Linked DNA regions of Homo sapiens: region 1 is linked to region 2. Evidence: chromatin loops called from intact Hi-C (ENCODE). Cell type or tissue: PC-9. All regions are shown on one strand.

Region 1 (8,000 bases), 100 kb before region 2:
TTTTTCTGCTTTTCTCCCTCCTCCCACCCTCCACCCTCAAGTGGGTTTGAGTATCTGTCGTTCCCCTCTTGTGTCCATGAATTCTCATCATTTAGCTCCCACTTATAAGTGAGAGTATGCATATACCCTCATTTTTCTCTAACATTGTTTCTTATCCTGTGTGATTATTTTAAGAGGTTTTCAAGTTCTAATTTTTAAAAGTTTTTAATTCTATAAATTATTTTTAATTTTGATATTTTTTACAAAAAGCATTTGTAATTATCTCCCACAATTAGTTGTGGTGTTCTGGAGCTTAAGTAAGCAGAGAACTGCAAGGAGTGCAAGGTGAGCTGATTTTCTAAGAAAATTATCTTACTGATGGAAAAAAAAAGGAAAATGATCTTGCTTACAGATCATAACTCCAGGGAGTGTGATTTAAAATCAATAGATCCCAACAACAATATGATTATTATCAGTTAATGATTTCTTTGTCCTAAAATCCAGAGAAGAAAATAGCAAATAGGTTATTTCCTACAAATGTTTGTTTTTAGTTCAATATAAGTATAATTTCTAAGGTAATGTTTGCTGGTATGTCTCACATTCAATGCTAGGTTTTAATGAAATATCAAGACCCTCTGAATTATGTACAAATCATAAATATTGTGATTTTTTTCCTAATTAGAATGAAACATATTACATCAACTTTAGTGGTTTTTGAAAGAATGCTTGATCTCATGGCTCTGGGTAAAAAGGCAAATTTTCTAGTTTTTCATTCCAGCCTCTCCCATACACTGGTCTATATTCATTAGTGTATAGTTAAGCCATCTGGCAGATATGAAAGATTCAGCGTAACTATAAGACAACTTTAAGATTTGGCGTGTTTAGTAGGCTCAAGGGGTAAATCATGTGAATGAAGACACATGATTTGAAAGCATTTACAGCACCACAGTTTTGAACACTTAAACATTAAGCTCATTATTCTTCTGGAAAGGAGGCAAAATAGGGGACTACAGCCATCTTATGGCTTACCTGGTCTTGTTACATTGTACAACTTGCATTATATATTTGTTTAATTTTGTTGTGCCTGTACTCTGTCTCCTAACTAACTGTAACACGAATTTAAGGCAGAAATTATTCCTTAAATTTATCTGTATCTTTAGCATTTGGCCCAGTCTCTTATGTAGAGGGTGACAATCCACAAGAGGAGCATTTTTGTTGTTGTTGAATTATTTGTAATTGGGATCTCTGTTCTTTGGCATGGCAAAAATGAAATGGCATTGAATTCAGGATTTCTCTTCCTTTTGCCCAGGGGGCTGGGGTGTGAGAGGTAAGCTGAGATAGCACAAGGATTACACAGGGTTGGGAAGAGACGAGCTTTGGGTTTTACTGGCCACTGGCCACATCTCCACCTATCAGCTATTGACACATCCATTGTTTTATTTCAGCCTCAGAAGAGTAAACAGGTTGCTGCTGTTTGGTCCCTCATTCTTGTGCTCAGAGTTCCAGCAGCTCCATCCTCTTTAATGCATCAGAAATGATTTGGCTACTCCCTTACTATGCTAGGCTGTAAGAAGCTCTGTAAAGCTTTGTAGGTAAATACTGAGGTTTTCCAAATTCCTTAGCACAAGTCTGTTTTCCCCTATTCTTTAGATTTATATATGTATCTGAGGGTCCTGTCCTTTGTACAGAAAATCTGTATCTAGTTGGGCAAGAAATGAGGTGTGGGTGGCAAGGAAGTGTAGTTTCTGCATCTCCTGTGTTCCCCCAATCTTAGATCTTTTGTTCAAGCAAGAGTTATATTTTTCCAGGCCTAGTGTTAAAGGTTTAAAGTAAATTTTAACTTTATATAGCTAAAAAATGAGAAGAAAATCATTACAGGCTAGAGGGCCACAGTGTAGGAAATATAGAAAATATGCATGTAATATTTCCAAATACATACTTAAGCATTTAAAATGAAATATGTAAGGAAGAGATGTCATTGATGATGATTAGTTTATGGCATGTTGAATATCTACCTTTTAATTAATATCTTTTGTATAAGAGGCTAAATTTATATCGTCTTTTTGATTTATTAATTATGGGCTCTCTTTTCCAGATCAGTGATAAATAAACACAAAAGAGCCAGTTTTTTAAAAATTTGCAACCTTTCTGTATGTGCGCTGAATCACATTAGGACCCTCATTTATCTTTTCTCCATCTTGTTTGTTTATCTTAGTTTTAGAAGGAATATCTCGCATTTTGTTACAGCAGATATAGATTATGATCTAAGATCAAGGAATTTCAGGGGAGGGCCTAAGAGGTAGGCTGAACTCACGTGACTACTAATAATTTTTTGAAACAAATCGTTTTACTGCAGTGAGGAAAAAATGATTCGAAGTTGAATTTTGAGCAAGAGGTTGATGATTATGATATGGCAAATATAGGGAAGAGTTTAGCAACAACAAAACAAGCCTTGACTTGTTTCTAACTTGGAGTGTGACCTTGATAGAAATGAGGTTGGTTGATTTTAGTGGATATTTTCTGAAGATTTCATAGAATTATATAATTCTAATAAAAGGTAAAGAATTTCAGCCAAGAAAAATGCTATTGATATTGATAAGTTGACTTACTTTTTAATGATTATAATTTTCCTGACATGTTAAGGAAAGGTGAACAAATCTGTGAACTATCATCCTTGAGAATGAGAGGTTTCCTGACGATGACAAATTCTGGGGAATTAACATTCCTAGCTATTTTTTTTCCATTTTATTCACAGATTTATTTCATGTATAAAGACAATATAATTTCACTTTAATATAGCTATTTGTAAATAAGACATATGTGCATTAGTGAGAATTATTCGTAACAATCAGTGACAACATCTTAAAAGTTCAAGGTGGTATCAATTATTTGAAGAGACTTTATTATTTAACATGCTGCGGTACTATTCTTTTGTGTGACTTTTCCCTTTAATTTTTAGTTGACATATAATAATTTTACATATTTTGGGGACACAGAGTGATATGTCAATACATGCGTACAATGTGTAATGACCAAATCAAGCTAATTAGCATATTCTTCGTCTGGAACATTTGTCATTTCTTTATGTTGTGATCATTCAAAATCTTCTCTTCTAGCTTTTTGAAAATACTGTGTGTTACTATAAAATTCTAGCTGCATGTGTAAAATATGCAGAAGTTTTCACTATTAGTCATTGGTAAGTAAAAATATTAAATGCAGTCTTTACAAAATAAACACTTCAAATAAATATTTTATTTTTTCTTAAAAAACACCAATTTACCAATCTTTGAAGAAAAGAATACTTACAAAAACTTAAGAGTTTTAGAATGAGACAGTGCCTCACTCTCAATCTCCTTATTTGGTCATGCTGTTAATTAGGACTCTGGTGTTCTGATTTCTAAAATAGCACTTTGCTGATTACATAATTCACTCCAGTTCATCTTTCAATTCTCTCCTGCATCTAATCTTTTACCCCACTCCTACTTCTTTAGAAGTTAGATTTAAGCTTAAATGCCCTTTATCTTGAACTCACTACTCAACAGTTAATCTTTCTCAAAATATTCTGCACTTTTATTTTATAGTACTTAGTAATTTGTAATTTCATATCTATACGTATGTTGCATTTATTTGGTTAGTATTTGTCTTTACAACTAGGATGCAATGCATTATAGGGTGGGGATTTTGCCATTTTGGGGGTCACTTTCCCATTTCACAGTACTAGTATGGTGTCTGACACATGGTACAATGCATTTATTTGCAATGAGTAAATAAAGGTGTGACTAGATGACTGAGTGGGTCCAGTATGGCCAAAGCAATGTGTTTGTGGTTTTTACAAATGATGTCAGAAACTTAGACTATGCCTTGCTCATGAATTTATTTGATGAAAACATTCAGATTCATCAAATATCTGAAAATCTAAAAGCAATTGTTCTAAAAAATAAATAAAACTTGAATGGTTTATTTACTATACTTCGCTTCCTTCTTCCCACAAGCAAAATAAGACCAAACAAACAAACGTAAAACCTCCTGTGGACTCTGTAGTGAAAAACACAGCCCTGGTATTTATGGGCATTTATAAAACTGTAGCATGTGAACACAATGGATACATCAGTAATGCAAAATTTTCATGTAGATATTTAAGTTACCAGAAAGCATTGAGAGGTTAAGGATCAAAGGTGTTTTCAGTGTTATTTGGGGAAATAACTTATTTCTTGTTACATGTCCTGCCACAATCTATTTCAAAATAAGGTATTTCTGCCAGAGCAACTCAACACTTGAAATTCGGGCTAGGTACCTCTAAGAATTTATATACTGTACATTCTTAGAAATGATCATTAAAGAATTCTGTGCCAGATCTGACCACTGCTGTAGTGCTATATTCTGACTCTAAATAGTTTCAAAATGAGTGCAGATATGAAGGAGTGGGAGGGAAATACACCAGGGGCTGTACATGACTTCTCATTTATTGCAAAATGCACTTGTAGTGAATGTAAAAGCTCTTAGCTTACTAGTTAGTAATATCCCGTTTACATTATTGGATTGATTTGCCTCTTTAGCATTTAATAGACTGTTGCTAGAGGCCTCACAGTTTGTGTTTTTCCCCTGTAACTTGTTCTGTGTTCATGGATTATCTTCAGGGACATATATACTTGTTTTTCTCCCTTTGGTTATAGCTAATCATGTAACATAGTTTCTGGCATCTCTTTGGCAATCTCCTGCTTATGATCTTAATTGCAAGCTTCTGTACTATTTCATGGCTTACAATCTTCCAATCTTTAAGGATTAATTTATAATTTGATTGTTTTCAAGAATGTGTTTTAGAAAGAAATAGCTTGCAGTAGTCTGTTTGGAAGGTATTGCATAGAGTATCAGCTTGATATCTTAAATGCATGCGGTAAATAGGGATAGGAAAGCTTTTATTTGGATTCATCACTCGGAGTGTCGATTACCCAATAATGCCCATAGGGGCTATAACTTCTCTTTCCTAATAGCAAATAAGAAAATAAAATGTCTCTTTATTTTGTTTCTCATGAAGTTTCACTTAAGATCCCTGAGCTGAAAGGTGTGTGTACGTGTGTTTGTGTGTGCACGCATGTGTGTATGTGTTGGGGAGGCGATGGGTGATTGGGGTGTGTGGGTGCAGTGGCTGTGGTAGGAAAGGTGTGGTTGAATAAGTTAAACCCCATGAGCTATATGACTAGTTAATATTAGTCCTTACAAAGTGACACAATAATGGCATGAGTATAATTTCATATAGAAATGAATGGTAATTTATTAACTCTGTAATTTATTTACTCTGTGCCAGGCACAGTGATAGTCTATGCACACAATCTCATTCATTCCTTATTTAATCCTGTGAAAGGATTATTTAATCCTATCAAAGGCTAGGGATAGGAAACTAAGCTCCGAAAAGTTAAATCACTTGTCCAAGCTAGTCCAATAGTTTAGCTTCCTTTCCTTTTGGTGCTTTTGCTAAGTGTTCTTCCCCACCACAAATGAGTTTTTCATTTCTTGAAAGGGAAATATGCACTCTTATGAGAAAAATCAATTTTCTTGCCTTTATTGCACTGGAATAAATCATAAAGTTTGGTCACAAATTATAAAGCAGAAAGAAGCCTTCCATGTTCCATAGGTCATAAGATTGGAAGAAGGAAAACAAAACCGAGCTGAGTAGCAGAAACTGTGGATGTTCACATATTGGCATGACTTATTCCAAACTAGAGGGAAACCGTGAACCATCCCAAGGAGCAGAAATAAAATTACAGACCCCAGTGTGAGCCTGTGGAAGTAATGGTGTCCAACCACTCCAGAAAGATGAACATCTATTAGTGATTTTTAAGTATCTGTTTTGGAAGTCTTATAATTGTAAACATGAAAATATACTTGTAATTATGTCTATCTGAACTCCCTCATCCTGCAGATAGAGTTTATTCTTTCTTCAGGCTTTAATAGCATGCGAAATAGAATATCTTTTTTTTTTTTTTTTTTTTTTAAGACAGTCTCTCACTCTGTCACCCAGGCTGGAGTGCAGTGACATGATCTCGGTTCACTGCAACCTCCACCTCCCAGGTTCAAGTGATTCTCATGCCTCAGCCTCCCGAGTAGCTGGGATTACAGGCATGGGCCACCATGCCCAGCTAATTTTTGTAGAGATGGGGTTTTGCCATGTTTGCCAGGTTTATCTTGAACTCCTGGCCTCAAGTTATCCACCTACCTCAGCCTCACAACATGCTGGGATTACAGGTGTTAGCCACAGTGCCCAACTGAAATTATTCTTTATAATATAATTTACAAACATTTAAAAAGTATTATTAGGCATTTTTCCCAGGCTTATGTTCTGTAACTGAAATTCTCAACCTTTCTCAACCTTTTAGTCATGACCCCGGGGTTAGTAAAGATTACCCTTTTCTTAAAAAAGAGGTTTGGAAAATTAAAATTTGTTTTAAGATTTTTAAACTACTAAATTATATTTTTAAATCAAGACATGTTAAAATTCCAATATACCACTTATAAATTTTACTTGTCATGTGTTGGAACAATGGAACAGTGTATTTATGTAGAAGTGTTTTATGAATCAGGTATAAAAAATAGCCCATAAGAAGCCCAATGTTTTGGGGTTCCCAGAGTGTCTTTGATAAGCTCTTTAGAAAGGGAGAAGAGGAGTTTTCTATTCTGCAGTGCTCAATTGGAAGTATCATCAGTCTCAATTATATATGTGACTTGAGGCTGGATTTTCCGTCACTACTTTCCAAAAGAGCCATTTAGGTTCTGAATGCCCATTGGTCAAACAGGATGTGCTCCTGCATATGTCAGCAATATGTCTCCTAATTCAGAGACTGATACGTCCATACTCCTCTCCTGGACTAACCTGTCCTCAGTGCCCTCTGCTCTTATCTCCTCCACAGTCCTAGCCAATCATTTGTCTTCTCTCTTAGGGCACCCTATGTCTTTCCCCCTTCTTCACAGCATTCCTCTGGCAATTAACTTTTCTCTTCCATACTTTGCTTTAATTCCTCTGTCAAAGTCAGCCAAATTCATGACCATTTCCAGCATTCGATCCTTTTAGAATGGTTTTCCATCCACTTTGATACACTCTTATTCCATTTGCTGTATATGATATGAACCATTGACATTCTTTTTTATTTTTCTGTCAGTTTTATTTTTTGACACTTTATCTGCTCACTCCCTAAATATATGAATTCAATAAATTTCTGACCTTGGCCTTTTTTATTGACTCAGCATTTTCTTCTTGGGTAATTTTGCCCACTCCCAAGGTTTAGCTAACAGTTTTGTGCTCATGATTCCCTAATGTACAAACCGAGCCCTATCCGCTCTCCTGAGCACCATAGTGAACTTTTTCTATTTGGTTGACATTTTAACTTCTTTTTCTTCCTGTAAAATTCAGTGTGTTTAGATCCAGACCTGCCTTCTTAAGACAGCCTTACAATTAGCCCGTGTTCCTTGTGTAAACTGATGGCTTCTTTAACCCAGGTTAGAAAACAAATAGGTAGGACCTCATTTCATTTTCTTCATTTGTCAATTTCTAGCAATCATATCTTCAAAACAGTTTATTTTTCCATCTCTACCTTTCAGTTTCTACTTAGCCATTGCCATAGCTTCTGCTATCATATCTGGTACTCCAATCTCTAATGCATTTTCTTCTTTAGAATTTTTTCACATAGTCATGGTAGCTATTACTCCTCTGTGAAACTTAAATGTCTCTCGTTTTCACCATATTAAATATATTAATTATGCATAAGGGCACTTTAAGATCTGGTGTTATCTTAATTTATAGTGTCTTTAAAAAAAATAGCATCTTTCCGAAGATCTTATGCTAGGCAACTAAACATGCTGTGTGTTTGTGTTTATGTGTTTCAGCATTTTCGTCTCTTCCCCCATCTACTCAGATCTTCCTTATCCTGTAATGATCAGTTTAAGTGTCGCCTCCTTTTTTGGTGCCACCCTGAATGAGACTGGGCAAATGGGTAAATTCTCCCGCTTTACCATTTGCATGTATTTGG
Region 2 (8,000 bases):
CTTGCCTAGAAAGCTCCTCTCTGAAACCTTTGCCTGGCAATTCCTATCATGAAAGCTCTACTTAAATATCCCTCATTCAGTGAGGTTTTTTGGTTTTTTTTCAACTTTTATTTTAAGTTCAGGGGTACATGTGCAGGTTTGTTACATAGGTAAACTTGTGCCACAGAGGTTTGTTGTACAGATTATTTCATCACAAGGTTATTAAGCCTAGTATCCATTAGTTATTTTTCCTGATCCTCTCCCTCCTCCCACTCTCCACCCTCCGAAAGGCCCCAGTGTGTGTTGATCCCCCTCTCCGTGACCATGTGTTCTCATCATTTAGCTCCCATACCTGGTCCCAAACCAACTCCAGTGCAACAGTGCACACAGTCTTCAGCAGGGAACCCCCGTTCCCCCTACAACTGCCTTGGCTTCGCTGCTGTGGTGAACACCAGCAGGGAGGCAGGCAGCCCTTCATCTGCTAGCTCTAGGCTGCAGCTGCCTCACCTCAGTCCCCCCAGCACAGTAGACTCCAAACCTTCAGTGAGGTTTTATCTCTTTCCGGCCCAGTCAAAACTGGTTTCTCTTTAATGTTTTCCTAATAAAATATGCTTTCCCTTTATTGAAACTATCACAATTTATATTTATACATTTATTGTTGTGGTGATTGGTTTAATACTGCCTGTTTTCTTCCCATCTGGATTCACTGCCGGTGCCTGTAACACAGTAGGCCTCCAAGAAATACTTGTCAAATGAATAAATGAATAAACTTAAAATGAAAAATTGAAAAAAGCTATTGAATGTATTGGCCCACAATGGATTAAACATTTCCAAATTGGCAGTGCTGTAACCAGGAGATCATGTTATACAGATGTATTAGGAAATAATGTTTTTATGCATTGTAAAACACAAAATAATGATGACTTATCTTGGTATATATTACTACTCTTCACTTCTTAATAATGGCTTCTATTACCCCTTCCTCACCTGCAAAAATATCAATGAGGAAAAGAACTTTCTATTGTTAAAAGAGTTTATACAATAAATGCTTAGAGCAGTGCCTACATCGTAGTAAATTCTCAGTCAATATCCCCTGTTACTATTATATCATCACTTTTATTTAGTATTTATGGTAAATTTTAATGATAAAATTAATACAATTTTTTTAGTATTATCATACTTGTTAATTATAATTTAAAACTTGGTTTTTCTCTACTGTTTACAGAGTTTTTTCCTTTGTTATTGATTTACAATTATTAAATAAAATTATTAAGTATAGTGACTAATTCCCAATATATATTTGAATATCTTATAGTTACGTAATAAGGAATCTTCAAAGGAGTGAGACCCCAATTCAAAGTTAGGTTTATAGTCTTTGAAAATAAAATATTCTTCCTTTTTTACTTGAAACAAAGGTGAATGTAGAGACTGTATTACAGTAAGTCAATGGACTGAAATTTTTTCCTCTTACCTTTTTAATTCTTAGTTTGATGTCTGATGTAACAAAGCACTTCCAAATTTTAGAAACTGAAGCTTCTTTTAATTTGTGTTTTAATGAACAAGTTTTTTGGAACAACTTTGGCCCATTCAATAAAAAAATTAAAAAATAGTAAAAAGCTTTAGTTTGGTTTGTGTATTATGAAATAAAATTTATTTATTTATTTATGACTGAGTTTTGCTGTTGTTGCCCAGGCTGGAGTACAATGGCATGACCTTGGCTCACTGCAACCTCCACCTCCTGGGTTCAAGAGATTCTCCTGCCTCAGCCTCCCGAGTAGCTGGGATTACGGGCAACTGCTATCGTGCCCGGCTAATTTTTGTATTTTTAGTAGAGACGGGATTTCGCCATGTTGGCCAGGCTGGTCTCGAACTCCTGACCTCAGGTGATCTGCCTGCCTGAGCCTCCCAAAGTGCTGGGATTGCAAGCATGAGCCACCGCGCCTGGCCAAAATAAAATTTATTATTTTTCATTTTCACTTTTTAACAAAGATAACTCGGGGATGGGATGTCATGTTACTTTTAGTCTTCAGAAGTAGAAATCTAAGAATACCAAATAGAATAGAATAGATTAATAGAGTGGGTCATTTACAATTTCAGGTATTTTTTGAATGTAGTTTTTGTTTCATATTATTAAAGCTGAGCCTATTATTAATGGTCATTGTTAATGCAGTTTGAGTTTAATTGTATACTGCTCAGAAGATATTACTGTGACGTATATCATTCTGAAAAATTTTATCAAATTGTTTAGTTCAGTTAGATTTTCCTTTCTTTGGCTACCTTACAAATTATTTTTCACTATTTTTTATGGTTGTAGAGATATAGTACTCTAGGTTAAATTAAATTCAAGAATAGTTAGAGAAATTTTTTTTTTTTAAATAGACAACTGTGGCTCAACCTTGGGTAGTAAGAGCAAAGAAATAACAAATATTTCAAATTTCTAGCAAGTATTTCAAAGAAAACAAACAGAAATTACATCTTCATACTATCACTAAATTGATAGAACCTATGTTGATTACTCATTTAGAACAATTTTGGTTATTTTAAATTAAATAGGAAACTTTAAAATCTTTCTTTTTCTTAGGCAATCAATTGAGGATGATGGACATGCCTGTTTCCTGTTAGTTTATTCCCCAGCAAAACTGTTTATAGTAGCGAGTTTGCGCTGGAGTTTCCAGAGTTCAAGCCCAGGTTCCACTATATGACTCTGGGCAACTTATCCTACATAAGCCTTATTTTAGTTTTTCAAATACAAGTGTCAATAGTGCCTATACTATTATGTTTTATAAACAGCAAATAAAATAAGTAAAGTTCTTTGCACAGTTTGAGGACATATTGACTGCTCAGTAAATACAAGCTCTCATCATTACTTAGTGGCAGAATGTGATCATTATACATAGATTGTTTTCTTTTCTGTCAATTACTAACAATGAAATGAATTCTTAGGTATCAGTCTTTTCTATGGGATTAAGAATAAAGTGTTTATATAGGATTAAAATAAGAATAGTAGATTTAAACTCAGTAAATCAAAGGAATGGATACAGTAAAACACTATATAAGAATTAAGACATTCTCTCAAAGAAAATGTTCACTGCATTTGGATCATTTTAGTTTAAAAATAATTGAATACTATTTTATTTAACTGTTTATACTAAAAGAAATTAGGTTTTTTGATTGTACAGAGACATCAAAATGCTGAAATGGCAAGAGAATTTAATGTTGTAATTGTAAAATTAAATATTTAATGCTCCCATTTAAGTTTACAAGGCCTTGAAGAAATTACCTTCTGATGAAGCTGAATAAGGCTGGAAGTGTCACTGCTGAGAAAATTCTCAGTACTTGGCTCTGAATTGTCTTTTGACACCTTCAGCATTACCTTTGACATTCTTTTCACAGCCTCAACCATTACCAGCTTCCTGATGCCTGTCATAGTATGCATTTTCAGGATTCCAGGGTTTCTGAATCAGAGGAGCTTCTTGCATATTTCATTAGGCACAAAGTTTTTCACACAAAATGGTTAGCTATAACTGGGTCATTGCTACTGAACAAAGAATGACACATTTAATGTCATTTTTCACTGGCAAAATATGTTCTGTACTTACAGTAAAATGTGACTCACACAATGTAAAAAGCTCATATTATTTTCCCTTTGCCTGGCTGTCTCAAAGAGCAAAAACTAAAGTCGTGATTTTTTAAAAATGGATTCTTTTGTGGAGGTACGTGTCCAAAATCTGAAGGAAAACATTACTCATCCAAAACAATTTTTGTAAGTGAAAAACAGTTTTTTTATTTGACTGCTCTTATATGTTGATTTCTAATATTTGTTCTACTTTTAACCATGTTCAAAATGGTGAACTATCAGTTTGTTGTTTTTTACTTTGATGAAATGACGTTAAATCTGAGAATTTTTGACGTTTGATGAGACTTCACGCCACGTACTTCAATTTAGCACCTATCTATCAACTATGCTTAGACAGAGAAACATAATCAAGCCTGTTTCTCATATATAGTAGGGAAAAAAGAAATCACATCCAAACATTTCTAATAGAGGGACTGGGTACTAGTAGAGTGATGCCCAGAACACTACAGTGAAGTCATAATTTTAGAATTACAAATGTAAATCAGATGTGTGAATACATATTTTTATTCCTTATAATTAAAGTTAACTTTTCTGTAGATCTGTTTTTAAACATGATAGTAGAATAAAACACATTTTACAATTGTAACCCAGTTACTTCCCATTTTTAGTTCAGTCTCAGCTTTTTTGTTTCTTTTACTTTCTTCTCAAGGTTACTTCACAATGATGTCTACTCTCAAGCGAGGGTGTTTTCCGTAGAGTCCAGATTGAAGGTCAGGCAAATCTCTACTATTTTCAAAGTCCTTCAGTGACGGATATATTATATGTCAACTTGGCTGGGGCATTGTGCCCATATTTGGTCAAACATTATTCTGGATGTTTCTATGAAGGTTTGTTTTGTTTTGTTTTTTTGGCACAGGGTGAGGGTAGTAAAATTAACATTGAAACAGCTGGACTTTGAGTAAAGCAGATTACCCTCCTTAATGTAGGTGGGTTTCATTCAATCATTTCAAGACTGCAATCGAACAAAAGACTATCTTCCATGGAGTAAGAAGGAACAAGACCAATAGACAGCCTTTAGACTTGAACTGCAACTCTTTGCTGAGTCTCCAGGCTGCCAGGCTACCCCATTAGATTTTCGATTTACCAATCCTCCACAATAGAATGAGCCAAATTAACAAAATAAGTTTCTCCCTCTCTCTATCTCTCTCTCTCTTTCTCCTACACAGCCACACACCCCTATCCCTCTCTTTCCTTCTTTCTCTTACCTGAATGTCCAATAAAATTGCTTCATTATTATACATCCTTCCTTCCCTGTGGTTAATATAAGCTGTTTGAGTCTGCCAATGTTTAAAATGTGATTTTTACAATAAAGCTCTAAAAATCCCATAAAACCTCAATGGGTGTCTGATTCTAGGCACTGAAATCCAGGGCTTTCATTACTATTGTCTATATCAAGGAGAGAGAGGGGGCGAACAGCTCCAAAATCAGAAACTCAATCTACTCTGTTATTTCTCTCTCTCTCTCTCTCTCTTTCTCCCTTTCTCTGTGCTTGTACATATGTGTGTGTACATTTGTATGTGTTTCACCATTTTGGTTTAATGGTGGATGGATATAGGTCAAAAGGAACTAAGAGAGTAAACATTACATTGACTACCTCAAAATATTGTCCCACTACAGGGGTTACTATAGTTTGATAAGAAAATTCATGTTCCCAGTATCTTGAAGGATGCTTTTATGTTTTATGAAATGGCGTAAGCAAATAGTAGGAAATATTCGAGAACTATGACTACCATTGTGTAGATACAGCAGAAAGAACTAGCAAATTATAAAGCAGCAAGGCGTAGTGGGAAATCATGGACTTTAATCAAATCAAATTTGATTTAAATCCTGGTTTGAGTACTAGCTATGCCTTGAACAGGTTTCTGAAACAGCCTAAGCTTTGATTTTCTAACATATATAATGGGGATAATAACAAAATCTGCCTGATAAGGGTTTTTTTGAAAATTAACTTTTTACACATTCTAGTCTTTTAAAAATACAAATTATTTTATACCACTCTTCTGCTTTAAGTGTTTTATTTCCTTACCAACATACTCCATAACTTCTTCCTGCCTCTGCAACCATATTTCACGCCACTTTTGCCCCTTACACTCTAAGATACAGTCATATGGAACATTTTATGGTTCATAATATCTACTGCATTCTCTCACTTTTGGGTTTTGGTATAGATTATGTCCTCTGACTGGAACTCTCCCTCCACCATCTCCTTAGCTTAGACAATGCCTGTTCATCCTTCGAATCATCTAAATGTAATGACAGTTTCTTGGGCAAGCTTTCCTGATCTCTAAATCAAGGTCAGCTCCCTAAGCTCTTGGCTCCCGTACTGAAACTTTTTCTTATGTAACTCTCATAAACACATAGCATAATGTTTTGCATGTTTTTCTTCCCTATCAGTTGCAAGTTCCAGCAGAGCTGATATATTTTCATTTCATTCGCTACTATAGCCCTAGAGCCTGACATAGTTTCTGGCTGTGAATGCTCAATAAATATTTGTTTAATTGAGTAGAAACATAAAGTATCTATTTCATTGAAGGAAAGAATAATTAGCTACATTTTTCTTTTTCTTGCCTTAATATTTGAGGAATTTGCTTATATGTCATAATAAAAAAGTTAAAGCCTTATACATTATACTAAGGAATTTGGACATTAAATTCAAGCTAGCCTTTCTATAAACAAAATACTGAATTTCTGTCCCTAAATTTGTTCCTTCCCTATTCTTCCCCATTGAGATGACACCAAATCCCTCTAGCTGCTCAAACCAAGTACCCGTATGTTATTCTTAATTATCTCTTTACCTTGCTTCTCATATGCAATTTGTTAACAAGTCATCTTCAGTCTGTATCCATTATTCTCCCTTTCCAGACCACCAACATGTCTTGACTATACTGCTACAATAGCCTCCCAACTCTTGTCCTACTTAAAATTCATTGTAAAAAATCAGTCTTGGCCGGGCACGGTGGCTCACACCTATAATCCCAGCACTTTGGGAGTCCCAGGCGGGCGGGTCACGAGGTCAAGAGATGGAGACCATCATGGCCAACATGGTGAAACCCTGTCTCTACTATAAATACAAAAAAATTATCTGGGTGTGGTGGCACGTGCCTGTAGTCCCAACTACTAGGGAGGCTGAGGCAGGAGAATCGCTTGAACCTGGGAGGCGGAGGTTGCAGTGAGCCGAGATCGCACCATTGCACTCCAGCCTGGCAACAGAGCGAGACTCCATCCCAAAACAAAACAAAACAAAACAAAACAAAACCATGTAAAACATGTCTGTAAAACATGTCAGATTTCGTGTTCAGAAGTCTTACATGTCTTTTCATTATGCTAAGATAAAACCCAAATGCATTTTCTTGGTTTCTAAAGCCAAGAAAATAAGAGTTGCTTTCAGCAACCTTGTTTCTTCCGCCATGCTTTTCCCTAGCTCACTCTTTTTAGGCAAGTCGACCTGATTTTCTTTCTGTTAGTCTGTTTCTGCCTCGTGGTCTGGCTTTCTTTCTGTTAGTCTGTTTCCACCTCGTGGTCTTGGTCCTGGCTCTTCATTCTGCCTGGAATGCTCTCCACTCCAGATCCTTACTAGATCTTAGCTCAGTCATCACCCTCGCAGGAAGATCTTCCAACCATTCACCTGCATACACCTATGGCTGCTCCCTAGAGAACATCATTCTGTTTTCTTCACTTCCTAGCACTTATTGCTTTCTGAAATTATCTACTTTGATTGTTTATTTCTTTCTTTACTCTTACTAGGATACCTGGGTCATTAAAGGAGGGATATTTCTCTCTTATTTACTGTTATAAACTTAATGCTTAGGCTGTAGAAGTTATACAATATTTGAAGAATAAATCGTTAAATGTATAACATTTTTGAAGAAAGATAATTGTGGGATCCATTTAGTTTGCAAACATTTGATCTGTGTGTTAGACAGAAGGCCATGGTAAAGGACAAAGACATATTTTATAGGACTGTACCCTGAAAAATAAATAAACTTGAACCAGTTATACAAGACTTATGTGCAGGAAACAGGTACCAGTTATATTTAGAAATGGTAAATCACCTTCTAAGCATAACTCAGAGCACAATATATTAGAGGGTAGAGAGAGAAGTGCGTCTTAGATATTGGTAATCATATTAGGACTGACGCCATCCTTGATTTTTCTTCTGGGAAACAGCTCAAAATGACTATTTAATGTTTACAATGATATCTTGCATCTTGCCAGTAAATAATATAATAGACACTAGGAATCCAAATTGTAAGATGAACAAGTCTTTATAGAGGGAGAGCCAAATACACAATAAATAACACAAGGTGGTAAATGCAGTAATACAAACATACATACCATGCATAGGAGTGCAGAGAAGGTGTGCTTCTCCGAATGCAGTCACCCA

What was found. Peaks named below come from ENCODE experiments on the same cell type or tissue, not always from the same donor. Only the 100,000 strongest peaks of a DNase experiment are listed, where the experiment ranks them.
Region 1: a loop joins it to region 2, with 2.0 times the contacts of the local background. A loop is called at or near these places in 1 of 110 quality-filtered maps.

What each region holds. Positions count from the first base shown.
Region 1 is chr4:164,300,840-164,308,839 of GRCh38, reverse strand. All of the region lies in intron 1 of MARCHF1 (membrane associated ring-CH-type finger 1), which reads left to right. Among named protein-coding and RNA genes, the nearest start is that of MARCHF1, 79 kb to the left of the region's middle. In PC-9, no CTCF peak of the experiment used is centred here; no DNase peak of the experiment used is centred here; H3K27ac peaks cover 758 bases.
Region 2 is chr4:164,200,081-164,208,080 of GRCh38, reverse strand. The region is part of intron 1 of MARCHF1 (membrane associated ring-CH-type finger 1); the gene reads left to right. Among named protein-coding and RNA genes, the nearest start is that of MARCHF1, 180 kb to the left of the region's middle. In PC-9, no CTCF peak of the experiment used is centred here; a DNase peak (open chromatin) is centred at 3,500; H3K27ac peaks cover 3,040 bases.